4 separate regions of the Homo sapiens genome follow, and regions 2, 3 and 4 are each linked to region 1. A link is a contact called in ENCODE Hi-C or POLR2A ChIA-PET data. All regions are on one chromosome and are shown on one strand. Each heading gives the region's core, a stretch centred on a gene start or an enhancer-like site at or near the end of the contact. The rest is flanking DNA. Distances are from core to core; before and after follow the strand shown. Region 1 holds the start of NR6A1 (nuclear receptor subfamily 6 group A member 1). Region 2 overlaps MAPKAP1 (MAPK associated protein 1). Region 3 holds the start of NEK6 (NIMA related kinase 6). Region 4 overlaps MAPKAP1 (MAPK associated protein 1).

The links. Hi-C counts contacts between places; a loop is a spot of excess contacts on that map. ChIA-PET counts read pairs that join two places held with the same protein, here RNA polymerase II (POLR2A). Pooled maps may share reads with other maps.
Region 2: a loop to region 1 is called in a pooled map, with 8 times the contacts of the local background. The contact joins the enhancer-like site here to the promoter of NR6A1 in region 1. A Hi-C loop is called at or near these places in 1 of 168 maps with a recorded cell type or tissue (breast epithelium) and 4 of 50 pooled maps.
Region 3: a loop to region 1 is called in a map with no recorded cell type, with 4 times the contacts of the local background. The contact joins the promoter of NEK6 here to the promoter of NR6A1 in region 1. A Hi-C loop is called at or near these places in 1 of 37 single-sample maps with no recorded cell type and 1 of 50 pooled maps. POLR2A ChIA-PET finds 5 or more read pairs at or near these places in 1 of 52 experiments (WTC11).
Region 4: a loop to region 1 is called in a pooled map, with 6 times the contacts of the local background. The contact joins the enhancer-like site here to the promoter of NR6A1 in region 1. A Hi-C loop is called at or near these places in 1 of 37 single-sample maps with no recorded cell type and 2 of 50 pooled maps.

What each region holds. Positions count from the first base shown.
Region 1 is chr9:124,770,015-124,772,714 of GRCh38, reverse strand. It overlaps NR6A1 (nuclear receptor subfamily 6 group A member 1), which reads left to right and starts at 1,404. Exons shown (of 10, transcript NM_033334.4): 1 at 1,404-1,695. The coding sequence starts at 1,596. It overlaps LOC124900274 (a long non-coding RNA gene), which reads left to right and starts at 2,235. Exons shown (of 2, transcript XR_007061773.1): 1 at 2,235-2,700. LOC107987126 (a long non-coding RNA gene) reads right to left here and starts at 1,358. Exons shown (of 2, transcript XR_001746926.3): 1 at 942-1,358; 2 at 1-13. RefSeq lists enhancers at 1,005-1,264, 1,055-1,622 and silencers at 1,335-1,914, 2,455-2,700.
Region 2 is chr9:125,520,658-125,523,357 of GRCh38, reverse strand. All of the region lies in intron 7 of MAPKAP1 (MAPK associated protein 1), which reads left to right. Among named protein-coding and RNA genes, the nearest start is that of MAPKAP1, 190 kb to the left of the region's middle. Within about 2 kb of position 1,442, at least 9 of the 41 ENCODE cell types and tissues checked have a DNase peak (open chromatin) inside an H3K27ac peak, as active enhancers do.
Region 3 is chr9:124,256,654-124,259,353 of GRCh38, reverse strand. It overlaps NEK6 (NIMA related kinase 6), which reads right to left and starts at 1,405. Exons shown (of 10, transcript NM_014397.6): 1 at 1,269-1,405. LOC613206 (a long non-coding RNA gene) reads left to right here. Exons shown (of 2, transcript NR_149024.1): 2 at 1-144. RefSeq lists an enhancer at 1-788 and silencers at 826-1,195, 1,256-1,385.
Region 4 is chr9:125,648,046-125,650,745 of GRCh38, reverse strand. The region is part of intron 4 of MAPKAP1 (MAPK associated protein 1); the gene reads left to right. Among named protein-coding and RNA genes, the nearest start is that of MAPKAP1, 58 kb to the left of the region's middle. RefSeq lists enhancers at 1-166, 207-256, 317-586, 597-646, 282-1,481. Within about 2 kb of position 1,250, at least 14 of the 41 ENCODE cell types and tissues checked have a DNase peak (open chromatin) inside an H3K27ac peak, as active enhancers do.

The sequences.
Region 1 (2,700 bases), core at 155-2,654:
GACTTCATCAGTGCTGGAAAGGGACAATATTGTTGCTATCTCATAGAGCAGGTATGAGGTTTAGACGGCAGAGCGTTAATGTAAGTCTCCCAGATTACGTATGAAATACAGTTTCACCAGGGTTGGTAAGGTCCAGTTGCCCCCAAGTGCAGAGAAGCGTTGCAACTTTCGTAGCAGGTGAGGGACGGGGTATGGTGCGAAATGTGGGCAAGGGTCAGGCCAAGCAGGGATGCGAATGCCAGGACGAGGACTTAAAATTAGGCAAAAAAAAAATAAAAGGGCTAAGGGATTGGTGGGGCGGGTGGGGCAGGAGAGGGCGAATGAGCGGCCACCGAGGAAGCTGCAGCATAATCCGGCAGAGCAGAAGTGGGCAAAGCACCAACGTTCTCGTTCTTTGTCTTCAAGTGGGCCAGGTAGGCCTTAGACCCTTGGCGGCAGCAGCGAAATCCTTTCCCGATGGGGTCGCCGAAGACGGACACCCCGGCGGGCCTAGTGACCGGTGGCCGCGCGCCACCTGGTGGCCGCAGCGGGTGGATTCGGCCGGGAGCCGCTGCAAAATTCGGGATTTTGCTTCCGGAAAGCTTCGGGAAACTGAGGTGGGAGGGGCAGGGGTTTGCGATCTTCCAACTTGATCCTGTCCTTATTCCAACCCCCTTTTACAGATAGGGAAACTGAGGAAAGGGGAAGGCAAACAAGGCTGGGCAAGGGATCCCTCTTAAACGGAAGGTTTCAAGACACCTGGGGTCAAGAGCCTAGGGCTTTCTTTAATAGCCCCAATGGCCCGGAGCTTAGTTTGCCCATCTGTTCTATGGGCAGGGGGAAAATGAAAGGGGAGGAGGGGAAACTTTAGTCTTTGCCGCCCACCCGGAGGTAAAAAGTCTTTAAAGACTACCCCGGAAAGAAGAGTTTTATATATTCCATTTGCATACGAACGCAGTCACCTCGAGTTAAACTCCGGTCCTTTAATCTCCGGTCCAATTTGTCCCGCAGCGGCAGGGAGAGGCCCACGTGAGTACCTTCAAGCCCCGCCTCCAGGGCCCCGCCCACAGGGCTGGGCTTCGTTGCACGTGCTCACCCGGCTGCCTCGCGATCCACCTCCTCGCAAAGACTCATTGTTGGGGTGGGGGGTTACGAGGACTCTTAGGGAACTTTGATCAGGTAGAAATCACAATCAAGACAAGGCCCGGAAGTATCCGCTTACTACATAGACATCAAACGCTTTGTCATGGTTCTTGATATTGACAGACTTTAGCTTTCCCTTCTCAGGACTTCTTATCCCTCCTTCCACCCCTTCAGTTGGTGCGGTCGGCGTGGCCGGCCTCGCTGAGCGGACTCCAACTTCCAGCGTGCCCCGCAGGGCCTTGCGCGGCAGCGGCGTGTGACGTCAGGGGAGGGAGCTGGCCAGTGCTGAGGGGGCGCGGCGCGGAGGGGCGCGGAGCGGCGCGGAGCCGGGCGGCTCGGGGCCCAGAGAGAGCCGCGGCCGGGAGCTCGCGGGCTCCTGACAACCTCCTCCCCTCGGCGGACGACGACCACGGCGACTAGGGCGCCGGTCATGGCGGAGCAACAAACCCGGCGCGGACCCTAGGCACCACCGCATGGAGCGGGACGAACCGCCGCCTAGCGGAGGGGGAGGCGGCGGGGGCTCGGCGGGGTTCCTGGAGCCTCCCGCCGCGCTCCCTCCGCCGCCGCGCAACGGTGGGTGAGGGGCCTGCGACGCCCGGGCCAGGCAGGAACCGGCTTCCTGAGCCTCCGCCAGGGATCCCCCTCCTCTCTGCCGACCCTCGCCCTGGGAAGCCGCAGCGGCCCCGCGGCCCCTTAGGGTGGCCCTTCACCCCGTTCCCCGTTGGCGCGGACCCTCCCTCTCCTCCCCGGTCTCGCTCAGGGTGGATCCTCCTCCTTCGTCCCTGTTCCCTTCTGCGCGGACCCTCCCCCTGCCCGGGTCCCTGGGCACCGAGCTTCATTTCCCCCTCCCCCCGTCCCCTCTGCACAGGCTTCCCCTCCCCCCGTCCCCTCAGCACCAATCCTCCCTCCTCCCCCCGGGTCCCCTCCCCCTGTCTTCCCAGCACCGAACCTTCCCCTCCCCCCGGGCTCCTCAGGTTGGAAGTCCCCACCGCGGTCCGTCAGTGGGGGCATCCCCTCACTCGGGTTCCCTTAACGCAGAGCCTCTCTTTTCCCCTACAGGGGTTCCTCCTCCCACCGAGGACGCTCCCTTCTTGCCCTGTTGACCCGACTCCACAGCACCCTTGTACCGCTCAGCTTTCTAGAGCGTTTTCCTCTTCTGCAGCCTCGAGCGTTCTTCCTTGAATACTACGAGCCCCCCACCTCTGCCGAACCCCCGTTCGCTAGACATCCCCCAGTCGTTTCCTTTTTCGGACCCCTTCGCGCCTCCTGCTTCCCCTGCGCCTCACCTTCCTCAACGCCCCGCGCGCTCTGGCCGGTCTCCGCCCCTGCTCAGCTCCCCTCTCCGCCAGGCAACGGCTTTCCCTGGCCGAGGGCTCCAGCCCGCCCCGGGGCCCCGGACACCTGCCTCCTCCCGGCTTCTGCCCGGCAGGTCCCGGTCCCCACCTCTTAGTCTCAGTTCTCCTCTTTCTTGTCCCGATCCGGGACCTTGGGAGCTGAGAATCCCTCACCTGGCCCGGCCCTTCCTACCGCTCGTCCCTCGCCCCCTCGCCCGGGCCGGGTCCTCAGGTTCCTCGGGGC
Region 2 (2,700 bases), core at 193-2,692, 750 kb before region 1:
CTTTTCTACCTAGCAAGTATGGTTGAATTCAGATAAATTAAATGTATGATTTATGCACAAGGAAATCCAGGCGGGCAGGCAGTATCAGAGGGCAGGGCAGGATTTTCAGAGAGACACACTGGGAACCTAGCATGGCACCAGGCCTGAGGGCAGGGTTCTGGGCAGGATTGGGCCAGGAGCAAGGACAGTTAACTGAATGAGATGTAAAGGCCAAGGCTAGAGTTTTTAAAAAGGAAGCCCTGTTTTTGGTTGGCTGGGGATTGTAGAAATCCTATTGCCTTGAAGACGTTAACTGGTGCAACTTTCCCTATTGTGGGGAAAGGAAGGAGGCCAGTCTGGGACTCTGGTTGGGCCTGATATCATGGGGTCAGAAGGAGAGAAGATAAGACTTAGGGGATAATCAAAAAGGAGGGATGTGATTTTGACAAGCTGACGGAGTCAGTCTGGGTGAAGGGAAGGGCACAGCAGTGACATGGAGGTAGGAAACCAGGACATATATGCACTGAACAGTGAGTCTAGTTTGGGTCATAAAGGACATAGATGGACAAGAAATTAGGATGGATAGAAAGCCTTGAGAGTGGGGTAAGGAATTTGCATCTAAACTAGTAGCCTGCAAGGAAGTTGTGAAGGGATTGTATGAAAGTGATACCTTGAATCTACCAGAATTTGGCTCTGGAGAGCACTCTAACAATAGGGTGAAGAGTGGTTGGCTGGAGGCCAGAAGAAGGTTGGGAAACCATTACTGCGGCCTGAGTGAGAAGGAATGCAAGGGAGATGTATTAAGTGGGTAGAGTCTGCAGAACTTGGGAGCCGATTTAATGTCATCAACAAGGGGGAAGGCTAAGAAGTATTCCAAACTTGAGAGTGCCGTGTTCACTATGCCAAGTCCTTAGAGGCCAGATGCAGAGTCTTGTTCATCTTCATATCTACAGTGACTAGCTCATGACATGGCACATGGTAGGAGTTTAGTACAGTTTGATGAACCAACTGATTTAATTCATTGGGTGAATCGTAGTGTCGTCATTGGAAGCACAGTTACAAGGAAAAAAAGCTGGTTTGAGAATGGAAGGATGATAAGTTTATAGTTGATTGTCCTGTAAAATTAGAAGCAAAAAAGAGCTTAGAGTCTCTTTCTTCCTGCAAAGGCTGGTCCAACCATTCACTGGCAGTGGTGCTTCCCTGAAGAGTTGGTAGAAGTCCCTAAAGAGGCCCTGTAGCCTTTTGTCCCACCCTGGGCTAGAGCCCCTTCCACCAGGGCCACTGGCATCAAGCTAGCCAAAGAATAATCCTGGTGCCTCACTGAATCTGCTCAAAATCCTGTCAAGTACATACAACTACTGTATTATCCGCATTTAACAGAGGAAGAGACTGAAGTTCAGAGAGGAAGTGGTTTACCGAAGCCTCTGACATAAGCAGATTTGAATGAAAGTCTTCAGATTCCAATATATCATAACAGAGTCTGCTGACTGAAAACAATTGGCTCTAAGCTTGCTCTCCACTGACTCAGGTTGGAGTCACCACTTTCATGTAGCTCAGAGAAGGTTGAAGATAAATGAAGTCTCATTTTTGTTTCTTCTGTTTTTTGTCCTTAGGTGCTTGTGACTAAATTCACTAATTTCACTGGCTGTCAAGGCTGTGTTAAGGAAAATGGGTTTGAACTGCTGTGGGTTTTGAGTACTGGACTGGATGTCAGAAACCTTTGCCATCACGGGAAATTCTGTCACTCTGGATTTACTGTCTGTTCCCCACAGCTAAATTCCTCTGCAGTGTGATTTAGCACCCTGGATCCCCATCAACCAGTTTTGGCATTTATTTGAATGCATTACCCCACTGGTTTCCATAAACTATTTTACAATTGTTTAAAATAAATGACTGTTTATTTCCACAAAACCATCTGTATTTCTTTACAGAGCAACAGATAACTGTATGTAAAATTTGGTATTGTCACAGTGACTCAAGTTAAGAGAAACAGATTGGATTGAAAAATTGGATTCTTAGGGACAAAGGTAAAGGTTTCCAACCTCTCTAACAAGTGATATCTGGATTTCAAGGAGAAAAAAAAATTTCCTTTTTTACAAATAGTAGGGGACCTCCTTTCTCTAAAGAGAAGTACATTCCTGCTGGCTGCATAGTGACAGGATGTAGAGTATTAGCACTCCTCATGGTAGTGAAGGGTCTGCGCCTTCAAGCACACTCTCTGCCTACAACCGCATATATGAGGCTCCTGTCCAGTGGCTCCCAACCTTCTGCAAGTTTTGAAGTTTTTGGTTGTACATGTGTTACCTCTTCTTGTTCTGATGTTGAGTGGGCTCCACTTAGGCCTGTGTGTTGTGGCTCAGATAACTTTGGTAGGATATGTGTTGGGATAGGTGGCTACTGAAGATGGACCTGGGTAAGAGAACCAGACTGATGGGGATGAGGGATTGGACCCTGTCAATGATGGTCTTCCATTCTCCAGCCAATGTCCAGGTGAGTCAGCTAGATCCATGCTAGTTCCATCCATCCCTAGGAAACCCAGTCAGAGTTGGGACACTAATGGGAATCTCCAAACAGTGGAGGCATTTGGAGTCAGATGGAGGTGGAGCTCCAAGTCTACTTTGGAGGAAGAGGTAGGATGGTAACTAAGCAGGATGGGCTTGTTTCATCACCAGATAATCACTAAACATACCTGTATGCTGAGGCTGTCCTAGGAATGTAGGG
Region 3 (2,700 bases), core at 156-2,655, 510 kb after region 1:
GTTTTTAAACGTGCCTCCAAGACCTGCCTGCACGTACTGTACACCAAACTAAGGCGACATTTTCCCCCAAAAAAGGCAAGCTGAATTTGGAAAAGTCAGACCAACTAGGGAGCTCTGGAATTTCTAAAGTTTGCCTTAAAGCAATTAAGACTTTCAGCTGCAAAGATTTTCAACAGTTAGAGAGCACGCACACACACAAAAGCCTGTCAGTCAAAACTGCAAGGACAGACCTCGGAAGCTGGTGTCCCAAGCCCGCTGTGATCAATTTGTTACTGTCCTGGGATTCACACTTGGAGCCTAGGAGAGGTATAAATAAATCAAAAGATCCGTCTACTTAGCAGGGCAGGCAGAGAGGCCCCCACATACACAGGCAAGTCTAGGGTCAGCCCCCCAGGCCTGGCTGGAGAGAGACAAGAACAAAGACAGGAGAGCCTGGAGGATATTTAGGAAAACACACGTCCTCGGGTGCCCGGCCGAGGGGCCCACCACAGCCTCCGCTCGCCCAGCCTGTGTATGCAGAGAGGGTCCTGCCAGTGGCCCTGCCGCAGCCTGGCTCTAAGACCTTTGCCTCTGTCAGGCCCAGCCAGGCTCTGAGTCTGCCCTCCTGGCCCCTGGTTCACCGGATCAGGCCCAGCCCCGACCCCCAGCCCATGCCAGGCCGCTTCTCTCTCCACGGGCTCCCTGGCTCGGGGGCCATCACTGTGCAAAGGCCTGGTGGGCGCAAAGGGGGCCGGCCCCTCAACCTCAGTAATAAACACGCTCGCACGGCCCTGCACACTCGTTATACTCACACCCACACAGGCATACTTTCGCCCTTCTAGGCTCACGCATGTGCTTGCACACAAATCACTTTGGAATGCACACACGTGCACACACACACTCCCTGAGACCCGCACGTACTCCCTGCGGCGCCCGGCACACTCCTCCGCCCGTCGTCCCCACTCGGGAAGTGGGTAGCGGGGAGCCATGCCCGCGTCCCCGCACGCACTCACCCCAACAACGCCACCAGACGCTCCGGGGTGCACACGCACACCCGCCGGGGACGCGCACACCCCGGGACACGCGGACACGCCGCCCCCGCCCGCCCGGCCGCCGACACGCTCAGCCCCGCGCGGCCACACTCGCGCCCGCCTCCCGCTCTCCCCCGCGGAGCCGTGGGCGCGCGCCCGCCCTCGGCCCGGCTGGGGGTGACGGCCCCGCCGCCCGGCCCCCGCCCTTCTCCGGGCCGCGGGGCCCCACCGGCCCGGCCCCAGCCCCAGGCGACTCACCGGCGCGCGGGCGGGCTCGGCTGCCGCTGGGGGACCGGTGCGCTGGCCCGCGGGCGGCTGGAGCGGTGCGTCCCACACGAGTTTGCGGCGCAGCGGCCGCACGCCCGTCAGCTCGGTTCCGCCGCCGCCGCCACCGCCTGCGCGGGCCCGCGCGCCCGCGCGCCCGCCCCTCCCCGCCGCGGGGCCGCGCCGCCCCCAGCGCTCGTGCGCGCTGCCGCCACGCAAGCTTGAGGGGCGGGGGGCGCCCCGGCGGCGTCCTTCCTGGGCCTGGACCCCTCGACTCCGCCGAGTTCTGCGGCCGATCCGCTCGGCCGAGGAACCCCTTCCCCATTTCAGAGATGGGAAGACTGAGGCCCAGACTCACAGGGCGCAGGCCGGCGTCTCCCCATCTTCTCCGGCTCTAGACTTATGATGAGGGTCTGCAGTCAGCCAACCCTTGGACTCCTGTGCGTCTTCGGATTCCCCATCGCCTAGCATTGCTCCTACCACAGCCCTAGTCATACTGAAATTGGCACAGTAACAAGCACTTATTGTGCACCAGCTGAATGCAGGCACTGAAGTAGGCTCCAAGAGTATTCCGATGAGGGGAAGGCCCTGCCCCCTGCCCTCAAAGTGCCAGCGACTCTTCATCTGGAGCTCCCACTTCCTGTGGCCCCCGGGGGACCAGCAAGAGCCAATGTGCAGAGGTTTCTGGAAGTAGTAAAAGTCCCCACTAAAGAATGTTGAACGCCCCCTCTAGAAGTCAGAGCCTCCCTGAGACCCAAGCAGCTCAGTTCTCACTTCACCTCCTCCCCGCACCGAGAGCGGCCGCTCCTGGCTGGGCTGTTTCCACCCCTGCTGCCTCCCCTCCACATTCAAAACTGTGCTGCACCCCAGGAGGGCTGGAGCCAGGGACACTGACTGCCTGCTTGGGCGCAGCACTGTACTGGGCACAGGGTGAATGCCCGTCTGGCTTCTGTTTGCCAAATGAGTGGAAGTGCTTCAACTGGCCGTGATCTGTAATAATGACACCAACGGAGCGTCCACCACGTGTGCCAACGTTACCCTTGTGCCCATTTTACAGATGGGCTTTGAGGCTTAGAAATGAAATTTCAGGCTGGGTGCGGTGGCTCACACCTGTAATCCCAGTACTATGGGAGGCTGAGGTGGGAGGATGCCTTGAGGCTGGGAGTTTGAGGCCAGCCTGGGCAATATAGCAAAACCCCATGTCTACAGAAAAATGTAAGAATTAGCTGGGTGTGGTAGTGCCTGCCTGCAGTCCCAGCTACTCGGGACGCTGAGGCGGGAGGGTCTCTTGAGCATAGGAGTTAGCAGCTGCAGTGAGCTATGATCGCACCACTGCACTCCAACCTGGACAACAACAATAAAAAGCAAATTCTTTTGTTCAAAGTCACCCAGATGGTAAGTGGTTGAGCTGGAAAGTGCACGGCAG
Region 4 (2,700 bases), core at 1-2,500, 880 kb before region 1:
ACTTCTTCCACCCTGAGCTCTCTGTCTAGGCCTCATTTCTGCAGTTAGCTGTGAACCTTGCCAGTCTGTGGTGGCTTCCTTTGTTGTGGAGCCATCTTCTAAAAATTCCATGAGGTAGAATTCACCATTGGCTTAAGGCTTTTCAAAGGAAGGCAGACTCTTGCCATGGAAAGAACATGTTTGTCAGGCTTGGGTTAAAATCTTTTGATCTGAGAGCTAAAGGGTGAGTAAGAACTAGCTAAGAAAAGGGGGAGGAGAAAGGAACAGAAGGTCTGAGGCAAGGGGAATTTGGCAATTTTGAGGAACCAAAAGAAAGTTGTGTGACTGGAGCCCTAGGGTGAAGTAGATCGTGGTGAAAAGTGAAGCTCTGGGGGAAGACCGGGTATGATTGGTAGAGGTGTTCTCTTTAACCTCATGGCACGGGGAAGCCTTGAACAAGGATTTAAATGGGGAGGTGAGGTAATCAAATTTGTTTTGAAAAGACCCCTGGGGCTGTGCTGCCGAGTATATCCCTGAGAAGGGTTTGTGAGGATAGAGAAACTAATCAAGACATTTTTTGCAGTGCTCTGGGTGAGAGAGTGGTAACTTGGGCTTGCTTGTTAGAATGAAGATGGAGTGAATGAATTCGAGAGATATTTAGTAGTAGGCAAAAGTGGTAGGATTTGATGATGTATGCAGAGAACAGGGTTAGAAGGGGGTTTGAAGGATGATTTCCTGGTCCGTGTCCGGCTTGTGGAGCTGGATGGATAATGAAACCATCCCTGAGTTAGGAAGCACTGAAAGAGGGCTTCTCCCTCAAAGAACGAGGCCATAATTTTACTATCTTGAAGATATCTCTCCAGAGAAATCAAATGACAGCCCAGGGTCACCTAGCTGGGCATAGAATCCAGGTGTTCTAATTCTCAAAGATTCTTATTTTCTTCTTTTCTTTTTTTTTTTTTTTTTTTGAGACGGAGTTTCTGTCACCCATTGGCAGCTGTTTTGGACCTGCTGACTACAGATCATAGACTGTTACCATGTCCTTGAAGACACTGTACATCTTTTTGGGAGGTGGGGTATATCCTATTGTCTGGTTTGTGTTTGGGGAATCTGAGGCAGTGCTTTTTGAGGTGAGAGTGGAGCAAAAAGCCTCTTTTTTGTTCTCGCTTGTCAGCCAGCCTTGAAACTGGCCAAGGAATTGCCTTCAGACGTTAGTCACCTTCCAGACACTTCCTCTCCCATCAGTCACTTCCTCTCAGATGACAGGGATGTGCACTCAGATGCCCAGCCTGACTCACCAGGCCATTCAGAGGAGAAAACGATAGGGTAATTTTATTCTTTTATTTTCGAGAGAGTAATTTTAAATGAGGCAGATGCCAGGTGTCATTTAAGACGTGTTGATTGTAATTGTTGGAGGTTAGGGGACTAAGAGGTAAACAACATGGACGTATTTTTGTTACAATGAGATTACTGTTGTTGTACTACCTTCTCACTACCTGACTAATTACCAGGTTAGAAGAGGGAATCTGGTTGGAATGAATATCGAGCACTGAGGTCTAGCCCAGGAGACAATCCTTGTAGGTATGGAGGGGACTAGGGATGGTGTCATTTTACATTCAGCCTTCTCATCCTGGGGTACTTTGCTCTGCATGGTTTGCAGTAGAGAGATTGTCTTCTCCCTCGAAGAATGAGGCCATGATTTTACTATCTTGAAGACCTCTATCCAGAGAAATCAAATGACAGCCTAGGCTCCACCTAGCTGGGCATAGAATCCAAGTGTTCTAATTCTCAGAGATTCTTATTTTCTTATTTTCTTTTCTTTTTTTTTTTGAGTCAGAGTCTCTGTCGCCTAGGCTGGAGTGCAGTGGTGTGATCTTGGCTCACTGCAACCTCCGCCTCCCGGGTTTAAGCGATTCTCCTACCTCAGCCTCCCAAGTAGCTGGGATTACAGGTGCGTGCCACCACGCCCAGCTAATTTTTGTATTCTTTCTAGAGGCGGGGTTTCACCATGTTGGTCAGGCTGGTCTCCAACTCCTGACCAGGTAATCCGCCTGCCTCGGCCTCCCAAAGTGCTGGGATTACAGGTATGAACCACTGTGCCCAGCTGAGATTTTTATTTTCATTAATGGGGTTCATACAAAATGGAAACTTGATTTCCAGGACTACTAGGCCATGTGTTAGAAGGAACACTGACAGGGAATCAGAAGACTTGAGTGTTAGTCCTGGCCATGCAGTTCCTTCTCTCTGATGTAGGACAAGTAATCTCTCATCTATGAGCCTTGATTTCTGCGTGTTTAGAATCAGGAATGTGGCTTAGATGACCTCTTGGATTCTTTTTGGCTTTAAGATTCCAGAGTTTTGTGATTAGGGAGGTGATTGACATCAGTGAGATGTAGGGGGGTACAGATGGGAAAACTACAACTTTTGAAGAGTTAATCTTTTGTGTATACATTGGAACTTTCCTCTTAATTATCCTAACAGAACAGTGATCTAGGGAGTATTAGCTCCAGGTGAGGGAACAGGCTGAGAGAGAGAAAGTGAGGTGCTCAAGGATTCCCCACTAGTGTGTGGCAGAGCTGGTATTCAGCTCCTTTTTCTCCTATTCCAGTACCACAGCTCTTTTTCCTAGACTCTTGCAGTCGTTGTTATGGCGAAAACAAAAACAGTTAACATTTGAAATTTTTTAAAATTTAAAAACAAAAGTTTTTCCTTTAGCAGTGG